Linked DNA regions of Homo sapiens: region 1 is linked to region 2. The links are chromatin contacts, found by POLR2A ChIA-PET in ENCODE. All regions are on one chromosome and are shown on one strand. The core of a region is the stretch at or near the end of the contact, and the rest is flanking DNA. Distances in the headings are between cores, read along the strand shown.

Region 1 (3,637 bases), core at 1-2,500, 820 kb before region 2:
CGCCTCCTGGCTTCAAGCGATTCTCCTGCCTCAGCCTCCCGAGTAGCTGGGATTACAGGCATCCACCACCACACCTGGCTAATTTTTGTATTTTTAGTAGAGATGGGGTTTCACTATGTTGGACAGGCTGGTCTCGAACTCCTGACCTCAGATGATCCACCTGCCTCAGCCTCCCAAAGTGCTGGGATTATAGGCGTAAGCCATAGGCGCCCAGCCTATGAGCTGTAATTCTGCTGTGGGCTTTCAGAGAGCCTGAGATATGGCTCCTGCAGGGGGTCCAGGGGCCAGGTCCAAACCAGCAGCCATCTAATCTGCAAAGGGGCTGCTGAAAGTGGGCTCATCCTCAGCAGTTTTCCTGCCTGGTCCCAAGAGGGAAACAGCAGGGGCAAGCCCAGGCCTAACCCTCAGCCACCCCCACTCCCTGTCTCCTGGCCCAGCAGCCCCTGGTGCCACAAATAAGCAGGCAGCCCAGCTCTCAGCCCTGGCCCTTTGATCTGGGCAAGCACCAACACCTGGCTGGCGCCCTCCACCTGGCTCCGACCTTATCGGGCTTGGGGAAGGCACAGGTGCCTGGGACACAGGCCAATTATGTGACTTGCCTAGTTGTCCACTGAGTAACATCATGGTCTACTCGACTGGCTTCTTGGCTTAGGTGGCCAAAGGGGTGAGGGCACCCTGGGGAGCCATCCTAGCTGTGCCGGGGTAGGTGACAGGTGAGGGCCATGGTGTACAGACTAGAGGGTCCCTCAGAATGCTGGCAATTCTCACCATGGCCCAGAGGCACCCGCCCTGGGGACACTGAGATGCCAGGTATCCAGGCTCCCCCCCAGCCTATGGGCAGCAGAGGCAGAGGCCCAGGTCCCTATTCCAGGCCGGCTGCTCTCCACTGCCAGCCCTCAAGCAAGCCATTTCCCTGTCTTGGGCCTTTGTCCCTGTATCTGGTAAGTGCAGCTGACAAACAGAGCCCGTAGGGTTACTGGAAGAATGAAACAAGACAATGCCTGTGTGTGCTTTGTCCACCTCCAGCCAGGCCACCGGGATGAGGAGGGACGGAGTGACTTCTCTTTCATGAGCCCGAGAAGCCAGCCTGGGACAGAACCGCAGAAAGAACCAGGGAACCCTCACACCTGCCTTGAGCCGAGCCCCCAACCCCCTGCCCGGCCTGTGACCCTCCCCACCATTCCCTGTACCTCCCGCCCCCTCCCTGGGCTGTGCTGGCCCCGACCATGCTCAGTGGTCATTAAATGGAGGATGCGTGGGGTAGAGCCTTGCTCCAGATGAGGCAGTGAGGCCGGGACCAGGAGGGGGATGAGGCTCGGGCCAGGTCCCCAGTGAGTCAGGGGCCACACAGGGCGGGGGTTGGGCAGCTAGGCCTTCTCCCACCCTTTCCTTGCCAGCCTGGCAGCCCACTCCTTCCCATGCGCCCATGTGGCTGGAACTCCATTTCCCAGCTGCAGTGCTGGTCACTGCATGCACACAGCCCAGAGGGCTAGAGGAACCTGTCTCAGGCGGCAGGGCAGGCAGACTTATTCTGGCCTAGCCAGGGAGACCCAGGAAGGGGTAGGGGAGGCGTTGGGCTCATGGCCTGGGAAAACATGATGTCTGCCAGGGCAGGGACCTGGCCACCTATAGGGGATACTGGACCGCACGGCCCTGCCCCATCCTAGAACAGTCAAGTCTCACTTGAGCCTGAGAACCATCGCAACCCCTCTCTCTGAGCCCCAAAGTCCCCATCTGGGCTGTAAGGACAGCTAGGAAGGGAGGTGGGGGGAGTGGCTGTGGCATTCTGTGAGCTCGGGAGGGATTGTGAGTACTGGAATGCCACTTAGACAGGTCAGGCAGGTTCCTGGACAGAACGAGCTCACTCCACCCCCTCCCTCCCAGGAGGGCCCAGGCAGGGGAAGGGGTTCACCGACTGGACTGGAATGCAGACCATGGGGACCTCATCCTGCATCTGACGGGGGCTCACAGCCAGATGGACTCCAGGGCCAAGGGCCCAGAGAAAGCAGGATCCAGGCTGGGGCCACACAGCATGACTAGGGCAGAGTCAGGACCAGGCCTCCCGCCCCAAGCCCTGAGTGGCAGCACTGGCCTTAGTCTCTGCCCAGGCCTGAAGGTTGCTGCTAAGAGCATCGCCAACATGGCCTCAGCCAGTGGGAAGGCCAGGGAGCCAAGGGCCCAGCTCCCACAGGGCCATGTCATGGGGAAGGCAGGGACAAGGGAGGCACGCTCCCTGGAGGGAGGGGCTGGTGGGCTGCCATAAGTGCTTAATGGCCTCCCACACTGTCCCGGCCCAGCTTCCAGCAGCCTGGGGGCTCAGGCCCTGCTCTGGCAGCCCATCAGAAGCCTGGGCCCCAGGGGAGAGGGTGGTAGGGAACCTCAGGCCCACGTCCAGTCCAGGGCCCAGATTCTCAGGCGCCTGCCCCGGGCTTGGGAACCGCTCTGGGGCTGACTAGCTGGAGTTTTTTGCTTCGTCACCTAAGAGGCGATTCCCAGGGTTGATGATATTGGAAGGAATGTGGGGGAGGGCAGGAGATAAAAACAGGGTCACCACGGCTCTGCTGGCATTGCCCAACTTACTGAATTAAGGAGCTCCCTGCACCAGCCTCAGGAGGGAGCCTGGATCACTGGGTCCCGATGAGGCCCCAGGACCCAGAGAAAGTTCACCTCTGCAACCTCTGCCTGCACTCTCCTTTACCTGCCATAGCCCCTCAGGGCAGGTATTATTCATTTTGTTACACAAGAAAAGCAGCAGAGGCTCAGAGAAGCAGTGCCATTGGCAGGTGGCAATAGTGAGACTGGGATGCAAAGCCCACTCTCTTTCCAGGAGTCAGGACAGGGGAAGACAGACCGGGTGGCAGATGACGACCAACAGGACAGGACCCACGACGCCAACGCCTGGGCGTGGGGGGGAAGGTGGGAGGTGGGCCTCACCTGACTGCAGCAGGCCGGCGCCTCGGTCCTTGACCCCAAAGTGCTGCTGGATGTCCAGAAGGACGCCTGGAGGGAAGACAGAGGGTGCTCACTGGCCGAGTCTGATGGCTGGTGTCCCCACAGACCAGCCCAGCCTCTTTCCCGCCTTGCAGGGCCCAGCCTGGCCATATCTGCGGCACTCCTGCTCTGCTGCGACCTCTACCCTGCCCAGGTTTCCCAGGCTTCCCTCCTGCCTCCCCGGGGACCTCCTGTCCTCAGCCTGTTCCCATCACTCACAAGGACCCGAGGGGCAGGGAAAGGCAGGGCTCCTCTGCGGTCATTCTGCCCCATGGGCAACCACACCTCCTATCTGCCAGCTTGGGCCTCTTCCCTACCTGCGGCCCAGGCCGTGGATCAGTGCAATAGACATAGGCCTTTCCCTCAGGGGGAACACAAAGCCCATGACTCAGAGAGCAGCGGGGGCCCTGAAAGCTGCGGGGAGCCCTCTGGCCTGGGAGGGGCAGCCGCTCACTCTGGTTCACCTGCACATGTGCACAACCACATTCGCACACACACGCACACACCTGTACATGCACACACACACCTGCACACGCACGCACGTGTGTGCACACACCTGCACACATGCATACACACCCACGCGCGCACACACATACCCGTGCGCGCGCACGCACACACACACACTGTCACCCCAGCTGCCCTCAGG
Region 2 (3,808 bases), core at 827-3,326:
TGGTAAAACCCCGTCTCTACTAAAAATTCAAAAATTGGCTGGGTGTGGTGGCGAGCGCATGTAATCTCAGCTACTCGCACCAGTGCACTCCAGCAGCCTGGGCAGCAGAGCAAGACTGTCTCAAAAAAAAAAAAAGAAGAAGAATGCTTCTGAGAACATTCATGTACAAGTTTTTTGTGAACATGTTTTCAATTTTTCAATTTTTAATTATTATTATTATTATTTTTGAGATGGAGTTTCGCTCTTGTTGCCCAGGCTGGAGTGCAATGGCATGATCTCAGCTCACTACAACCTCTGCCTCCTGGGTTCAAGAGATTCTCCTGCCTCAGCCTCTGGATTAACTGGGATTACAGGCATGGGCCACCATGCCTGGCTAATTTTTGTATTTTTTTAGTAGACACGGAGTTTCACCATGTTGGTCAGGCTGGCCTCGAACTCCTGACCTCAGGTGATCCACCTGCCTTGGCCTCCCAAAGTGCTGGGATGACAGGCGGGAGCCACTGTGCCTGGCCATGTTCTCAATCTCTTGGGAATTTTCTGGCTTATCTGGTAACTCGATCCTTAACCTTTTGAGGAACTGCTAAACTGTTTTCTACCATAACTACCTCATTTTACATCCCTATCAGTGATATACGGGGGTTCTAATTTCTTCACAACCTCATCAACACCTGTTATCTGTAGGGTTTTTAAAAAATGATAGCCATCCTAGTGGAAGTGAAGTGGTGTTTTATTGTGGTTTTGATTTGTATTTCCCTAATGACCAATGGTGTTTGTCATCTTTTCATATGCTTAATTGGGCATTTGTGTATCTCTCTCTCTCTTTTTTTTTTTTTTTTTTGAGAAATGTCTATTCAAATCCTTTGCTCATTTTTAAATTGGATTATTTGGCTTTTTATTGTTAAATTATAAGAGTTTTTTGTATCTTCTGGATACTAAACCCTTACCAGCTACATTATTTCAAATGTTTTCTCCCATTCTGTGGGTTGTCTTTTCACTTTCTTGAGAGTGTCTTTTGATGCATGAACATTTTAAATTTTTATGAAGTCCAACTTACCTATTTTTTCTTTTATTGCTTGCGTTTTTAGTGTCAACAAGTATGGGATTTGTACTCTTATTTCATTTTTTTGTTGTTGTTTTTGAGGCTGGGTCTCACCCTGTCACCTGGGCACAATCATGGCTCACTGCAGCCTCGACCTCCCAGGCTCGAGGGATCCTCCCACCTCAGCCTCCCGAGTAGCTGGGACGACAGGCTGGTGCCACCATGCCTAGATTACTTTTTTGTTTTTCATAGAGATGGGGTCTCACTGTGTTGCCCCGGCTGGTCTCAAACTCCTGGGCTCAAGCGATCCTCCTGCCTTGGTCTCCCAAAGTGCTAGGAGTACAGGCGCGAGCCACCGTGCCTGGCCTGTACTCTTATTTTGTAGAATGCCCCTCAGTTTGGGTTTGTTTGAGGTCTCCTCGTGATTGGTTTCAGGTTAGGCACCATCACAACCCCAGAGGGAGGCGCTGTCACCCCATGTTATGTATGGGAAATTGGCTTGCCTGGGGTCACCAAACCAGTATGTGGCTTCAGCCCAGGCTTGTCCACTTGGGGCCTCTGAGTGGACAGTGGTCTTTGCCTCTTTTATTTATTTATTTATTTATTTTTTGAGACAGAATCTCACTCTGTCGCCCAGGCTGGAGTGCAGTGGTGCGATCTCTGCTTACTGCAAGCTCTGCCTCCCGGGTTCACGCCATTCTCCTGCCTCAGCCTCCTGAGTAGCTGGGACTACAGGCGCCCACCACCACGCCTGGCTAATTTTTTGTATTTTTTTTTTTTTTTTTGAGTAGAGACAGGGTTTCACTGTGTTAGCCAGGATGGTCTCAATCTCCTGACCTTGCGATCTGCCTGCCTCGGATTATAGGCGTGAGCCACTGCGCCCGGCTGGTCTTTGCCTCTTCAGGGCCCCCATCTCTAGGGTTGCTTGTCGCCTCTGCTGCTTGCAGGACTGGGTTTCAGTCAGCAGTGGGAGCTGTGGCCCCTGCCCAGGAGCTGGTGGGACAGGTGGAGCCCTGAGCCTGCTCCACCTCAACTAGGAGTTGCTGTGACTGCTACCCCACCCCAAGGCCTGGGGAAGCTCCCCGAAGCCAGCAGAGTGGCTGATGCCCACGTACCGGCCCCCTTCCCACAGATGGGTGTTCCTGATAAAGAAGGGTTACCAAGACGTCGACACCTCCCTGCAGAGTGCTGTCATCACCAAAGTCAAGGGCGTGGCCTTCACCAACACCTCGGATCTTGGGCAGCGGATCTGGGATGTCGCCGACTACGTCATTCCAGCCCAGGTCTGAGTCCCCACCTAGCACACGGCCAAGGCTGGCAGGGACTGCCTGGTTCGGGTGGGTCACACGGGAAGCTTCTTGGATACGCAGGGACCCCCATCCATCATCTCTCTTGGCCCAAGACAGCTGCCAGGGCTTGCAGAGAGCAACCCTGTCCAGATCCTACCTCCCATGCCAAACCCCTGCCCTCTTTGACTGTGCCGCGGGTGACTGCTCTGTTCTATCTGAGTCTGCTGAGAACAAATGGGACCCAGAGAACTTTCAGGTCATTGTGAGTCAGGTGGGCTGGCACAGAGAACCCCCCTTCTAAGTCACTGCCTCTGGGAATAGCTCTCCAGCCTGTTCACAGTTGGCCAGGGCCAGGGCAGCCTGAGCCCTGCGCCCACTTCTCCCGGATCCTGGGGCAGTTGGGGTTTGTGAGTCTGGAGGAGATCTATCAATGGACATCTACCTGGGGACTGTGGGGTCCATGAGCAGATGGGCAGAGTATACCAAGTTTGTGGCCCCATTATCCCCAAAACCCAGGCAGAGGGACCGCCCTCTTTCAGGTAACGCTGGAAAGGTGGGGTGGTCCCTAAGGGGCAGGAGGAGGTTCCTCAGTGCCTCTCTGGTTCCTTAGGGAGAGAACGTCTTTTTTGTGGTCACCAACCTGATTGTGACCCCCAACCAGCGGCAGAACGTCTGTGCTGAGGTTTGATTTGGCGAGGGGCCCTGGCGTGGGGGTGGGAGAGCCACCGGCAGTGGTTGGGGTCTACTCTCTTCTGAAGCAAGGGTGTCTGTCCACTCCAAGGGTCTCGGGTGGCTGTGTGCACCCGGGTGTGGTTCCTGCATTATATGGGGGAGAAGTAGGTTCTCAGAGTGTGTGTGGGCCAGGCCGAAGAAGAACCCCTATTCTATCTCCTGGAGTGGGACCCGGCTCTGAGCTGGGGGAACCCCCCCATCCAGGTGCCCCTTCTCTCCTGGCAGAATGAAGGCATTCCTGATGGCGCGTGCTCCAAGGACAGCGACTGCCACGCTGGGGAAGCGGTTACAGCTGGAAACGGTGAGGGCCTGGAGCGGCCACGGGCTGAAGGAGGACTCGGAGTGGGAGGCTCCTGGCATTGATCCTGTCCCACCCCTGCAGGAGTGAAGACCGGCCGCTGCCTGCGGAGAGAGAACTTGGCCAGGGGCACCTGTGAGATCTTTGCCTGGTGCCCGTTGGAGACAAGCTCCAGGCCGGAGTGAGTGGCTGCAGCCTCAGGACCCTGAGGGGTTTCCCAGCCCCGTGCGGTGGGTCCCAGCCTGAGGGTGGAGTCCTGCCCACTCTGGGAGCCTCACGCTGAGGGAGGAGTCAGGCTGTCCCAGCGAGGCCCGACGGCCTCCCCAGCATGAGCAAATTAACTGTCCTGGGCAGAGGCTCCAGGGGACCCAAGGAACAGGCCTCACACTGGCCCAGGCCTGGGGGAGGGGCACAGGGGTGGGGCCTCCTGGACAGGCTGTTCTGGGTTGG

What was found. ChIA-PET counts read pairs that join two places held with the same protein, here RNA polymerase II (POLR2A).
Region 1: POLR2A ChIA-PET joins it to region 2 with 13 read pairs in activated naive CD4-positive, alpha-beta T cell. The contact joins two enhancer-like sites. POLR2A ChIA-PET finds 5 or more read pairs at or near these places in 2 of 52 experiments (activated CD4-positive, alpha-beta T cell and activated naive CD4-positive, alpha-beta T cell).

Annotation. Positions count from the first base shown.
Region 1 is chr17:4,512,610-4,516,246 of GRCh38, reverse strand. It overlaps SPNS2 (SPNS lysolipid transporter 2, sphingosine-1-phosphate), which reads right to left. Exons shown (of 13, transcript NM_001124758.3): 2 at 2,935-3,000. Among named protein-coding and RNA genes, the nearest start is that of SPNS2, 16 kb to the right of the region's middle. RefSeq lists enhancers at 1,388-2,045, 3,402-3,637. Within about 2 kb of position 1,250, at least 10 of the 41 ENCODE cell types and tissues checked have a DNase peak (open chromatin) inside an H3K27ac peak, as active enhancers do.
Region 2 is chr17:3,690,158-3,693,965 of GRCh38, reverse strand. It overlaps P2RX5 (purinergic receptor P2X 5), which reads left to right. Exons shown (of 12, transcript NM_002561.4): 2 at 2,172-2,322; 3 at 2,939-3,010; 4 at 3,286-3,361; 5 at 3,443-3,539. P2RX5-TAX1BP3 (P2RX5-TAX1BP3 readthrough (NMD candidate)) reads left to right here. Exons shown (of 15, transcript NR_037928.1): 2 at 2,172-2,322; 3 at 2,939-3,010; 4 at 3,286-3,361; 5 at 3,443-3,539. Among named protein-coding and RNA genes, the nearest start is that of P2RX5, 4.1 kb to the left of the region's middle. RefSeq lists an enhancer at 161-210. Within about 2 kb of position 2,076, at least 2 of the 41 ENCODE cell types and tissues checked have a DNase peak (open chromatin) inside an H3K27ac peak, as active enhancers do.